Linked DNA regions of Homo sapiens: regions 2, 3 and 4 are each linked to region 1. A link is a contact called in ENCODE Hi-C or POLR2A ChIA-PET data. All regions are on one chromosome and are shown on one strand. Each heading gives the region's core, a stretch centred on a gene start or an enhancer-like site at or near the end of the contact. The rest is flanking DNA. Distances are from core to core; before and after follow the strand shown.

The links. Hi-C counts contacts between places; a loop is a spot of excess contacts on that map. ChIA-PET counts read pairs that join two places held with the same protein, here RNA polymerase II (POLR2A). Pooled maps may share reads with other maps.
Region 2: a map of B cell shows a loop between it and region 1 (6-fold over the local background). The contact joins the promoter of MAEA here to the promoter of MYL5 in region 1. A Hi-C loop is called at or near these places in 2 of 168 maps with a recorded cell type or tissue (B cell and naive thymus-derived CD4-positive, alpha-beta T cell), 1 of 37 single-sample maps with no recorded cell type and 12 of 50 pooled maps. POLR2A ChIA-PET finds 5 or more read pairs at or near these places in 2 of 52 experiments (H1 and activated CD8-positive, alpha-beta memory T cell).
Region 3: a loop to region 1 is called in a pooled map, with 35 times the contacts of the local background. The contact joins the promoter of CTBP1-DT here to the promoter of MYL5 in region 1. A Hi-C loop is called at or near these places in 2 of 37 single-sample maps with no recorded cell type and 12 of 50 pooled maps. POLR2A ChIA-PET finds 5 or more read pairs at or near these places in 1 of 52 experiments (naive thymus-derived CD8-positive, alpha-beta T cell).
Region 4: a map with no recorded cell type shows a loop between it and region 1 (4-fold over the local background). The contact joins the promoter of CTBP1-AS here to the promoter of MYL5 in region 1. A Hi-C loop is called at or near these places in 3 of 37 single-sample maps with no recorded cell type and 7 of 50 pooled maps. POLR2A ChIA-PET finds 5 or more read pairs at or near these places in 1 of 52 experiments (H1).

The regions. Positions count from the first base shown.
Region 1 is chr4:672,910-675,958 of GRCh38, forward strand. It overlaps MYL5 (myosin light chain 5), which reads left to right and starts at 1,633. Exons shown (of 9, transcript NM_002477.2): 1 at 1,633-1,774. ATP5ME (ATP synthase membrane subunit e) reads right to left here and starts at 1,367. Exons shown (of 4, transcript NM_007100.4): 1 at 1,303-1,367; 2 at 1,003-1,057; 3 at 394-492. The coding sequence starts at 1,338. RefSeq lists enhancers at 1,499-2,256, 2,134-2,203 and a silencer at 1,654-1,923.
Region 2 is chr4:1,288,409-1,291,457 of GRCh38, forward strand. MAEA (macrophage erythroblast attacher, E3 ubiquitin ligase) reads left to right here and starts at 1,483. Exons shown (of 9, transcript NM_001017405.3): 1 at 1,483-1,574. The coding sequence starts at 1,506. It overlaps LOC105374347 (a long non-coding RNA gene), which reads right to left and starts at 1,163. Exons shown (of 3, transcript XR_925046.3): 1 at 477-1,163. RefSeq lists silencers at 1,004-1,413, 1,514-1,793, 2,882-3,049.
Region 3 is chr4:1,247,916-1,250,964 of GRCh38, forward strand. It overlaps CTBP1-DT (CTBP1 divergent transcript), which reads left to right and starts at 1,525. Exons shown (of 2, transcript NR_033339.1): 1 at 1,525-1,557; 2 at 2,196-3,049. CTBP1 (C-terminal binding protein 1) reads right to left here and starts at 1,215. Exons shown (of 10, transcript NM_001012614.2): 1 at 1,001-1,215. RefSeq lists silencers at 104-823, 994-1,923 and enhancers at 2,294-2,343, 2,404-2,493.
Region 4 is chr4:1,208,326-1,211,374 of GRCh38, forward strand. CTBP1-AS (CTBP1 antisense RNA) reads left to right here and starts at 1,795. Exons shown (of 6, transcript NR_104331.1): 1 at 1,795-2,233; 2 at 2,565-2,631. It overlaps LOC100130872 (a long non-coding RNA gene), which reads right to left and starts at 637. Exons shown (of 4, transcript NR_024569.1): 1 at 251-637. It also overlaps a transcript of SPON2 not described here. RefSeq lists an enhancer at 201-270.

The DNA of each region.
Region 1 (3,049 bases), core at 383-2,882:
GCTGATTTTTTGTATTTTAGTAGAAATGGGGTTTCACCATCTTGCCCAGGCTGGTCTCGAACTCCAGAGCTCAGGCAATCTGCCTGTCTCAGCCTCCCAAAGTGCTAGGATTACAGGCATGAGCCACCGCACCGGGCCATGCCCGGCTAATTTTTGTAGAGACAGGGTTGCACCATGTTGGTCAGGCTGGTCTTGAACTCCTAACCTCAGGTGATCTGCCCGCCTTGGCCTCCCAAAGTGCTGGGATACAGGCATGAGCCACCACGCCTGGCCAGCTTCCCCATTTTTAAACAATCCGCATCTACTTAGCTCTGCTTAAATGTCCTCCTCCATTTTCCTTATCCCTGCACAAACCTGGGAGGGACAATCTATAAGAGCCAGTGTCACTCGTACCTTCTGCCAATTCTCTGGCAATCCGTTTCAGTTCATCCTGCTTCTTCTTCTCTTCTGCTGCTATCCTCCTCTCCTCTTCTGCCCGAGGTTTTAGGTAATCTGTTTGGCGGAATGCAGGAGAATAAAATTCACTGGAAATGCTGTACAAAAGGAACTGAGTCCACAGGTCAAGGTATCTTCAGCGACGCTGTAAACCAGACGCACCTGCTGTTCCCGCTCTTTATGTTAATGCGAGTCAACGCCTGACCTTCACCCTGACGAGTCCAACCCAGAGGCTACAGGGCCCCTGCTGCCCACCCGCTCACGCACTGGCTCACTCGTCCTCTGCGAACAGGGACTGCCTCCCATCAAGACCTCAGCACTCGAACAGCCATTTAGCACCCGTTTTCACCAAGAAGCAGCCGTTTTCGAGTCCCCCGCCCGGGCCTCAGAAGCCTGAGCTTTGGGTGAGCTGATTCCACTATCGGGGTCACGCTCGGTGGAGGACACGGTCCTGCAGCCTCGCATGCGTCCCAAGCCCCCTTCCAGAGCTGGAGTTCTCCAAATAGCACAGGAGCTCCACAGGAAAGCCGAGCAGACCCCGCCCCGGCCCCGCCCGCGGTCACTCACTGTAGCGCGTGGCTCCGTAGGCCACACCGAGGAACAGGGCGGAGTAGCGGCCGAGCTGCGAAAGAGGTTGGTCAGAGGCGGCGCGAAACGGGGCTCGCGGGACGGGGGTCGCGGGAGGAGGGGGGGCGGGGTCGCTGGGCAGAGGTCGCAGGAGGGGTGGGGGTCCGGTCGCCGGGCGAGGGTCACGGGGCGAGGATCATGGGGGCGGGGGCCGGGGGTCGCAGCCCGCGGGGTCGGAGCTGCGGGGCGGGACACGGGGGGGCCCAGAGCACTGGGCGGCGGCTGCAAAGCCTGGATCACCTTGATGAGCGGAGAGACCTGCACCGGTGGCACCATCTTGTCCCTGACCTCCGCACCGGAAGCACAACCTGCAGACGGAGCAGGATGCCGCACAAGCCAGCAAAGCCTTGGAGGCAAAGGCGGAGCTGGGCGCACGCATGCGCCGTCAGCGGCGAGAGAGCGGGGGGCCGCGCCCCCTGGCGACCGAAGGGTGACTGCGCGCCCCCGCGCGGCGGTGACGTCACGTGAGGCGCACGCGCACAAAGGCTGGGGAGTGCGCGGAGGATCATCGGCTGCGCCTGCGCAGTTGCTGCGTGAGGCGGGATCTGCGCCGAGTGGGCGGGGGGTTTCCTTTCCCCGCAGGGCTGGGGGTCCGCTGTTTCCCCGCGCTGCTGCCGAGGCCCCGCCGTCCGCGTCCTGGCCGTGTGTCCACACCCCAGACTGCGGGCCGGGGCGCACTCTGTCTTCTTGCGCGGAGCGTCGGAGGCCTGAGGTCAGGGCGGCTCGGGCGGGTCCAGCCCCGCGGACCGCGCCCACCCGAGGGTGGCCTGGGCAGGGACCTGGGGGTCCTGGGAGCGGAGTGTGAGCCGAGTGCAGGTGGCTCCCCGGGCAGGTCCTTCTCCTACAAGGCAGTAGTGTCTGTCGCCGGCCGGGCCGCGTTGGATTCCGCGGCCCGCGGGAGCATGGCCTCCAGGCCCCTCTTCCTGCGGCTGCTCTGCCCGGGAGCACGGGGCGCCCTTCATCCCGGAGCTGGAGCTTCCTCACCCCAGGATGCCCCATCACTTCTGTCCCGAAGAGGGGCTGGGATCTTCTTGGGAAGACCAGCCCCCAACAGAGGCTGCTCCCTGGGTCCCCCGACTCCAGGCCTCAGGACTCCACGGCTCCAAGGGCCTGCCCCGGCCCAGGCCTGGGGACCACTGAGCCCCACACTGGTCTTTGCTGGCCTCTGTCCACCTCCCGGTAGCTGTGTGTCTCCCACAGCTGCCCAGAGATGGGGCCTGCGGTGCCTATGCAGCCTCCCCGCTGTGCCCGAAGTGCTGACCCGCCAGCCCCATGGACACCAGGCTTGGAGTCTAGGCAGGAGCCTGGCACCCCCTCCACGTTCTGGGTCTTCCTGGCGGCAGCCATGCTGCCCGTGCTGGGCCACCCTCGGGCCCCCTTTGGCCCCATGCAGTAGTGACGCAAGGCCTCCTGTGTCCCCTCCTGGCCCTGCACTGCTACAGGCAGAAGCAACTGGAGAACTATGGCTCGGGTCTCGCTAAGGTGCAGCATCACAAACTCCAGGACTCTTGAAGCAAGCATGGGGAGGACCCGTGATCCTGGCGGCCTGGGCTACCTGTCCGGGCCTAAGTCGCCTCTGCCCCCTCTCCTGGCTTGCTCTGGGGTCCAGGGCCTGGGCCTCTCTGGCTGAGAAACTAGGAAGTCACTGGGCTCTGTTTCCTGAGCTGGGTATACCAAGGCCAGTCCTATAGGGCAGGGGTCCCCAACCCCCAGGTGCAGACCAGTACCAGCTTGTGGCCCGTTAGGAACCGGGCAGCACAGGACGAGGTGAGGGAGCATGATTGCCCGAGCTCCACCCACTTTCAGATCAGCCTGGGCATCAGATTCCCATAGGAGCGTGAACCCTACTGTGAGCTGCGCACTTGGATCTGGATTGCGCTCTGGTGAGAATCTAATGCCTGATGAACTGAGGTGGAATAGTTTCATCCCGAAACCTTCCTCCCCAACACGGAAAAACTGTCCTCCGTGAAACCTGTCCCAGGCGCCA
Region 2 (3,049 bases), core at 233-2,732, 620 kb after region 1:
CTCTCCAACGTGCAAACCTCTGCCTTATAATTCCTAAGTATTTCTGACTGTAGATGGTACTAGGATAGGATCATTTTACCATGGAAATGAAACCCGTGTCCTTTCCTTTGGGTTAATCTTGAATCCCTGGTGAAGTGAAGGCAGTCTCTAAGAGGAGTGCAGTCCATCCAACTGCTGCAGTGCTCCTGTGTACTACTGGGACCATCCCGGAGAGTGGCAGACACGATGCGAACCGTGAAAGGACGCAAAGAGTACAGAGTGCATGCTTCCATCTCTATAGGAAGGTCAGGAACGCTGTTACGGGGAGCAGGGTTAGAATGATGGGGATATAGCCCGGGAAGGGGCAGAGGAGCTTTCTGTGCCACGGGAAATGTCCTAAATCTCAACCAGGACACGGTTAGATAAAAGTGCAAATATGGGTGAAAATTCATTAAAGCTGTATAGTTAAGATTTGTGCACCTCACTGTAAAACTTACTTCAAATGTCTAAAAGACTGGAGTCTGCAGCCACACACTTGAGGAATAACACTTTCCTTAGTCCCAACTCCTGTTTAAGTAAGACAGAGAAAGATTCCACAGTGCGGGTCGGATGTCTTGCGGCTGTAACATGTAGCAGCCTCCAAGCGGAGGTTCTCCCTTCATCGCTGTGTCACCTTAGATGTTTTTCCTTTGTTTAAACACCAAATATTTTAAAAGTTGTTTAGAAATGTGTTATGTGAAACACAAGGTGGTTTAATTGGGACGTCATTTCCTAATTAATAAAATCTAATTTCAGTTTTATTTTGGAAAGGAGGGAGACGGGTGGTGTTTGAAAGGCTGAGAATGTGAAGTGGCTGAAATGAAGGCAGCGCACGACCTGGATGCCAGCGCTGCCCGCCCTGCAAGGAGAGGGCGGAGAGGCCACACGCTTCTCATGCTTCGGGAGTTTCTGTCCATAAATCAGTTTTAGGTACTGGGCCTTTCCTCTTCCGTTGGGAAGTCGGAGGTTCCACATCAGGATTCCAGCAGCTGTAAATCGGTCAAAATAAGGCCAAAGAAAAATAGCTGGCTACAGGCGCATGCGGCCAGGCGTTTTGTTGGCGTTGCCCTTGGTACCGCAGGCACGAGGGACCCACAGGGGACCACCCCGCGGGAGCCCCAAGTAACTGGACGGACGCCAAGTCCCCCAGCCCGCTCGGCCCCAGCTCCACCCGCCCGGGCCGCAGCCCGCACCCCATCGGCCCGCCCCGGGCCAGGAGCATCCCCAGCTCCGGCGTCTGCGGCCTGAACCCGGTAGCGAATTCAAGGTGGAAACCGCCAGCCGGGGCTATCGTTGATTGGCTGAACGAGAGGAAACCCGGCAGTGATTGGTTCGCGCCTTCTTCCGCCTCCGGCCGACTGGGCGGATACGATTGGTGCAGGGGCATCGGCCCGCCCCCATCCTGCTCCGGCCGGCGCGTGGCGTCATTTCCCGGCGTGCAGCGCGCTCGCGCGTCCCCCGCCCGCTAATGTTTTGGCCGCTTCAAGATGGCGGTGCAGGAGTCGGCGGCTCAGTTGTCCATGACCCTGAAGGTCCAGGAGTACCCGACCCTCAAGGTGGGCGCCTGCGCCGCGCAGGCTGAGGGCAGCGAAGGCGTCTCCAGCCAGTGCCCTCGGGCCGCGAGGGGCCGCCCCGGGAGGGCCAGCGGCGAGGGCGGCGGGAGCTGGGCGCGGCCTCGCGGGGCCGTGCGGGCTTCTCAGGGGCGCCCGGTCCGCGCCGGGCAGGTGTGGCGGGGGCGGCGGCTTTGGCCCTGCCAGGCGCCCGACTGTGGCCCCTCTGCTTGAAGAGCTGCGTGAGCCGAGCCAGCGACGACTCTGGCAGCGCTAAGGGTGGCGAATTTGGGGCTGGGGTGGAAGCCGGAGTTTGCGGGGCGTGGGGTCTCTGGCGCCCAGGCAGACGGAGTGCGCGGCGTGCCCAGCCAGTGCCCGGCCGCCCTCCCGGGAGCCCAGGGCTGGGAGGTGCCGGCTGCGCCGGTCGCTAGTTAGGAACTGTAGGGAGAAACCTCACGGCCTGATGGCACCCAGCGACCTTTTTGATGGGCGTCACCAAACCTGAAATACAGCTCTTGCCGTCCGGCTGCCGGTTGCGTGACCTTGGGTGGTCACCTAGCCACGTCGCACTTCTTAGAATGAAATTTGTGCTCCTAGTAGAAGGAGCCGATACTTGTTCTTTACCTAGTTAGTAGAGGATTTGATATGAAGCACCTGGGAAGGAATTCCTTAAAAGATCAAGGTCATAGCTTTCCTAGAGCTGCGGCTGAGCTTCGTGGTTCTGTGTTGCCTTCCTGGAGAGCTGCGTAGTTTCTCTCTCCTCCCAGAGCGCCCTGGTGTTCACGTCCGTCTGAGGACGGACGGTGTGGCGACAGGTGTGGAGGATGCAGTATGGCCAGGTTGCTGTGCGTTCCCCCAGCCCCAGGGCAGTTCAGCGAAGGGCTGAAGAGCACAGGCTGTGAGCCATCCTGCTGGGGTGTGAATCAGGCTTCTCTGTATTCGTCCTTACTGGGAGACATCAGGGCCCGGTTGGTGACTGTTTATTCTTGTCAGGTTTAAGCAGTGGTAGCGCCTGTGTCACCTCAGGGTGAAATGAGTGACCACGTATTGTTTCAAACAGTGCCTAGCATTCATTAAAAGGTCCCTGCTACAGTTAGCGCTGCTGAAGTCAGGCTGTACCCTGCTGTAGCTGGTCTTCATAGGAAAGCAGAAGCAAGCTTCTCCTCCTCTTTATTAACTAGCGGTTTATTTCATATTTTTAAAAAGAAACGGGGTTTCACTGTTGCCTAGGGTGGTTTTGGATTCCAGGACTTAAGCGATCCTCCTGCCTTTTGACCTCCCAAAGCGCTGGGCTGACAGGTGTGAGCCACGCGCCCGCCACACTAATGGTTTCGCAGTGGGGTTTCATGGTGCTTGTGTGTCCAGCACTTCTTTTGATCAAGGAAGGGAGGGCAATGTTGCTGACGTTACCAAAGGTCTAGCCTCTTGCTAGATCCCTCCAAGATGTAGGTGGTTGGTTTTTAATACTCAGTGACATTGGT
Region 3 (3,049 bases), core at 275-2,774, 570 kb after region 1:
AGGGAATTCTGTCCCGGCAATCACGGAGACGACAGCAAAAGGGATCTGGCCCAGGCCGGGCTTCCAGACACCGGCGCCCTTGGAGGCCGCCAGAGAACGCTCCAGTCTCGGCCCGGGGCTCAGGCGCACGGACTCTGCCTTTGCAGCCGGGTCGAGGGAAAGAGAGGCTCCGCGCAGCGGCTCGGGCCGGCCCAGGACGCGGGCGCTGCAAGATGGCGATGGTGGCAAGCCCGGCGCCCGCCCGTGCTCCCTGCTTCCGCGGCCGCAGCCCGCGAGGAAGGCGCCCCGGGACCTGGGCGGGCCCAGGCAAGGGCAGGTGGGGGCGCTGGGCCGGTCCGGGACCTCGCGGAGTTCGCGGGAACGGAGACCCCGGGCCCTCCCGCGTCACCGCCGGGGGCTGCGCTTTGGGCCCGGTCTGAGGGCAGCGGCCTCCTCCACGGTCATACCCGGCACCCGCGCCCCGTCCCCTTCCCCCACAGCGCGCGGCCACGGTCGCCGGCGGCCTCCCCGCGGGAGGCGCGCTCCCGCGAGTGGCCCGGGAGCGCGCGCCCCAGGACACCCCGAGCTGCGCACGGCTCCCGCCCCATCCCGGCCCCGCAGGCCCAGCCACGGGGTCATGACCGGGGACGGGGTAGCGGCCGGGGATCGGGACCCGGGGTGCCGTCCCGGGTCCGACGGGGCTGGGGTCGGTGGAGCTGGGGGTCCGGCGGGGCAGCCCAGAGGCCCACAGGCCCTTTTGTGTCACCTGCACGGGCCGCGGGCGGGGAGAGCAGACTGCGGCGCTCGCGCACACGCAGCGGCCCGCGCATGCGCAAGACCCTTCCCGCGGTCCCGCCCCCGACCGCGGCCACGCGCGGACGCCGGCGCGCACGCGCACTCGCACACAAAGCCGGCGGCCCGCGGGCGCGCGCTCGGTCCGCCCCCGCGCCCCCCGCCCGCGCGGCACCCGCCCCGCCCCGCCCCCGCCCGCGGCCGGAAACGCGCGCGCGCGCGGCCTTACCAAGCGGCAGGCCCTTGTTGAGCAAGTGCGAGCTGCCCATCGAGAGGCGCGAGCGGCCGCGGGCCCCGACCACTCCGGCGCGCTGCGCCGCCGCGAGCCCGGCGCGTGGGGCGGCCTCGGCGCCGTCCGCTGCTCCGCCCGCCCGCCTGCGCCTGGCCGCCGCCGTGCCGAGTCTCCGCCGCGCCGCTGAGCCGCGCTCCGACGACCGCGCGGGCGGGGACACGGCGGCGCGCGCGGGCGGGGCCTCGCGGTTGGTCTCCTGGTTCCCAGCGCGGGCGGCGCACGGACTCACGCGGGCGGCTCAGGGCCCGCCCGGCCGGGACGCGGCTGCGGGGCGGGGCGGGGCGGGAGCCTGGCGGGAAGCTCGCGGGGCTGCAGCCCGGCGGAGGCCCCGGGCCTGGTGTTCCGCACGTTCTAAACCGCCTGTCCCCGAGGAAGTCGGGCAGGGTCGGGCCGGACTCAGCGCCGCTGGCGGGAGCGCCGTCCGCCCCGAGGACCCTGCGGGCCCGGAAGCCGAGACAGGGCCGCCCACGTCAGCGCCTGGCGCGGGCCCGAACGTAAATGGCGCTCCTCCGCGCCGCAGCCGCAGCCGCCCCGCTCCCTTCCCGCTCCGCCAGCTGCCGCCCTCCCGCGCTCGCTTCTCGCCCCGCGGCCTGGCCCGTGCGCCTCCGAGGCTGGCCAGGGGCACCGAGGCCGCGGGCCCCCCATCGCCCCCACCCGAGCCCTGATTTACCGTCCGAGAGCCGGCGGCACATGGGACCCCGAGAGGAGAAGCGCGCCTGCCCCAGTGCGTCCCCAGGCGGGGGAGCCCCGACTCCTGGAGGGACCGCGTCCTGCCCGGCCCGGGAAGTTCAGGGCTGGAGAACCCCTTCCCCGACCCCATTTCTCTTTTAACAAGAGTAGGGTTTGTAGCTAACCAACGTCCTGACAGCTCAGCTCTGCTTTCCCTTTAAGCATTAATATCAAAGCCCTGCCTGCTACCGGTGAAGCCCCGACCCGGGAGGGCCCGAAAGTCCCTTCAGGGAGAGGCCGCACTGGGCCTGCTCACCCAGGGGCTGCCCCTGCAGACTCTCCCGAGGGGCCCAGGGATATTCCTCGCGCCGCGAGTGGACGCTTCCATCCACCCCATGGGGAGGGCCTCTGCGCGTGGCTACTCTGAGCCCTCTGGAATGCCGAGATAGTTGCATAATTTCAGAAACCACGGCATGGAGACGGAATGATGCAGACTCCTATCCGCGAGATACCTGCTGTAATTTCGCTGTGGTTCGTGAGGACGCGTCCTGGGCTGCCCTGAGAAGCCTACGTCTCCCCTTCGAGGCCCGGGAAGACCTCCAACCCCGCTGACAATGCTGGGCCCTCAGCCAGACCTGCCCTGCGTGCCACGTTCTGTTCTAAGATCGGGCTGCCGAGCTGTGGCCTGGAGGAAACCTGGCAGGTGTCACCAGAGCTTTGGGGAGGGTGAGGCCCTGTCGGGGAAGCCCAGTGGGAGTCATGAAGGAGGGAACACGTGTGGAGCCCTTGTAGGGGGAGGGGCAGCCCTGCAGAGATCTAAGAAAAAATTCCAGAAAAATGAGCAGCAACCTCCAAGGCCAGGCATCGGTGCAGGGGACAAGGGGTCGTAGCTGGAGGGGCCTAGGTGAGGCTGCCGGGAAGGGACGATGTGGTTGGTGGAGTGCACAGGCAGGGACCTCACTGGACTTTCCTGTCTGCTCAGCATGGACAGGCAGCCCAGGAGAAGGCAGCACGTGGCCGGGTGCAGGGACGTACCACCCCCACTTCCCCAGGGGAGCTGGGGTCAGACGAGTCCCAGGCACTCCATCCTCTGCAGCAAGTCAGGTTGTGATTTACTAGGGGGTGGTGAATATAATGGAGAGACTTCTGGGGAGGAATTCCTGGCTCCCGCGTGGACTTGCAGAGCTCAACAGGCAGCCACGTGGCTGAGTGTCCAGCAAACATCACATAAGGCTTTGGGTCCTGCAGGTGGGGCTGCCATGAGCAGCAAGCTCAGTCCAGAAGAACAGTTCCTCTCCAGGATCCACTTCCTGCGCA
Region 4 (3,049 bases), core at 545-3,044, 540 kb after region 1:
GCTCCCTGCCCTGTGCCCTGCTTGGGCCACCCCAGAGGGACTGTCCCGACCCTCCCAACTTCCTGCCAAGGCCCCCGGAGCTGCCTGCAGCCTCCCCTTGCTCCCGTGCCCGGGGCGGAAGTCTACAGGAGACCAGAGCCCGGGTGTTCATCAGCAGCCGCAGGAGAGTTCCCCACCAAGGCGCAGTAGCCTGAGGTGCTGGGGCTGCCCGACCCTCCCCAGCTCCACCCCTCTTGCCTCTGAGCCCTACCCAAGGCCTGGAGAATCACCGCTTCCTCCTGCTCCAGGGGTTCCAGCAGGGCCCTTGGAGGATGTGCCTGCCGCGTTCTCAGCCCTCTCTGCCGACCTTTCTTGAACGGACTCTGGCCACGGTGCCAACGCGTCAACGGTCTGTCCGTCTGCTGTCCGAGCTCAGGGGCCGTCCATGCCTCCACGGCTGGCATACAGTAGCTCTGGTTTTACCCATGAGGGGGAAGCCCAGCACCCGTGCCCTCGATCACATCGCCAGTTCACAAACACACATGCGCACACGCACACGCCGCCCGCCCACCAGGCAGACACCCACACACCTGTGCACGCACGCGCACGCCAAGCCAGCGGGCCCTGCCCCTGCCCCGGAGCCCTCAGTGTCAGAACCAGGCTGCTGTGGCTGTTTCCTCTTTAATTCGCCTGAGTTTTATGAGCCCAAATTCATAGACCTTTGTTGCTGCATATAAACTTGAGGATAAACTTGTTGAATTTGTTCAACGTAAGCAGCTGAAATTCTGCGTGGGGTGGTGATGAACGGCTCTAGCACTCGGTAAAAGGTATTTAAAGCGCATGTAGTTTACAACACTAACAGCCCGCCGCCCGCGAGCACAGCCCGTCTGGTCATCCGGCGGCCTCACCGTTCACCACGGTTGGCGGCCCTGGTCACTCCCACGGTCTTTACCAGCCGGGTGCCAGTGGCTGGGACCAGGTTCTGACCACTGTGCCCACTCACTGTGGAATCGCGTGAGCAGGCCAGACCCTGCGTCGTAAGGACAGAGCAGGACACGTCCTGTCATGGGGCACCCGCTGTCTGCGACTTTGTTTCCGTTTGTTTCCGCCTCAGCTTGGGGGAGACAGTTGGCAGGCACCAGAGGCGCTCCTGTGAGGTCACCTGGCCAGTCTCAGGATTAGCTGCAGGCTTTGGCTGATTTTCTTGGGTCTTGTACACAGATGCTTGTCAGCAAATACCAGAGACTTATCTCTTCCCTTCCAACATGCAAACCTTCCTTCATGTTCTTGTCTTAAGCGTTTTGGCACAACCTCCAGCCTAATACCAGCCTCTAGGGAGATAAACAGTGCTGCCGATTTCACAGGCCAGGAAACCGAGGCTGAGGGCCCCCCACCCACCTCCTGCTACCCCGCACCCCTCCTGGGGCCTTGCTGGGCGGGGTGACTCCCCGGAGGCGGCACCAAGGGGAGGTTCGTTTCGAGGCTCAGAGCACTTTTCTGACAGCTTTCTGTCCCTTACATCCCAGACTCAGTTACACTTCAGCGTCCCGGCTCCCTGGCCGCCAGGCTCACACCACAGACAGCCCTTGGAGGCATTCCATTCCTGCCCCGACCCTTCAACTTGGAAACATGGAAACAATGAGGCCAGCTGAGTGGGAGCCTCCAGGCCTGTGTCCAGAGCTAGTTCCCAGTGTCTGGCTGCCTCTCAGGGCGGGGCCTGTCTCCAGCTGGAGCTGGGAGGGCGGCCCACCCTGCCAGAGGCCAGCCCCACCCTCGGCTGCCGTGGGGGCTGACCAGGGCCCAGTGACCCAGCCCAGGGCTTGCCTGTGGAGAGGCTGGAGTCAGCCGTCAGCGCGGAACTCCTGGTCTTCCCACTGCCACCTCTGCAGCCCCCACCAGAGATATCAGAAAACATCAGCTCCAGCCTGCAGCCCAGACACTTGAAGTCACCTTGGCTGCCCCTCCTCACACCCGTGCCCACGTCAGCAAAACCAGGGCCGGCTTGTTAACCGTGTCCAGAACCCACCCTTCCCACCCTGCCCAGGCCACCTCCCTCAGTGGCCCAGGGGGCTCCAAGTTGAAGAGCCCAAGACAGGTCAGAGATGGGCTGGGCGGCCTCTGCCACTCACCTCCGGAGAGGGCAGGGAGCAGAGGCCTCAGTCATGAGGTGGGGCTGTCCTCGGCGTGGGCCTCGAGACTGGGAGCCACTGCCCATACCCAAGAGACCTCTGCGAGCACTGGGGTGCAGAGCCAGGTAGGAGGGGGCACCCCACCAAAGGCAGCAGCCCCCCCCCGCTTCTTTCTGCTTTATATGGGGCAGGGAGCAAGGGGAGGTTGACACTTGGCGGATGACGCGGCAGGGTCTGGACACTTGGGGTGGCAGGATAACCCACCTGCATGCAGGGAAAGGCTTGGGATGGAAACATCCCGAGGGGACCCGGGTTCCCCAGCACCCGCTGCAGCCCCTCCTCGTACTACCTGGACCCGCTGCAGCCCCTCCTCGCACCGCCTGGACCCGCTGCAGCCCCTTCTCATAAATGAGTTGGGACTCTGCTGATTTGCATGGACCACGCTTCCAAAAGCAGCTCTGAGAAACCAGGAGGCTGGGATTTTGAAGAGGACGCCGGTAAACAGGCTCAGCTGTGGGCCAAGGTGAGGCATGACCCCTTTTGGCTTTTTTGCCCATTTCCGTAGGCTGGCTGACCCATGGTCTGGGGAGCTTCCTCAGCCCTGACATCTGCTTTCCTTCCTCCTGTGGCCCACAGTCTTCCCAGGTTGCAGGCCGGCCTGCAGGAGCTATGCCAAGAAGGGAGGGGTGGGCAGTGGGGCAGGACCTCAGCCAGTCACACCATCATCCACACAACGGCCCGGCTGGCACACTGCTTCCCTCCCACTGGGGCACTGCGGGCAGGCCGCCTCCAAGCCAGGACCCTACAGCGTCCCACAGACCCAGTGGGCAGAGGGACAGGCCCGGTACACACAGAGACCACTGCCCAACCTGCCACTGCACTGTCTCTGGGTCTCTCTTAGGCCGCCCACTTCAGAGAGGCTGAGCTGAGCCGTGGAGGTC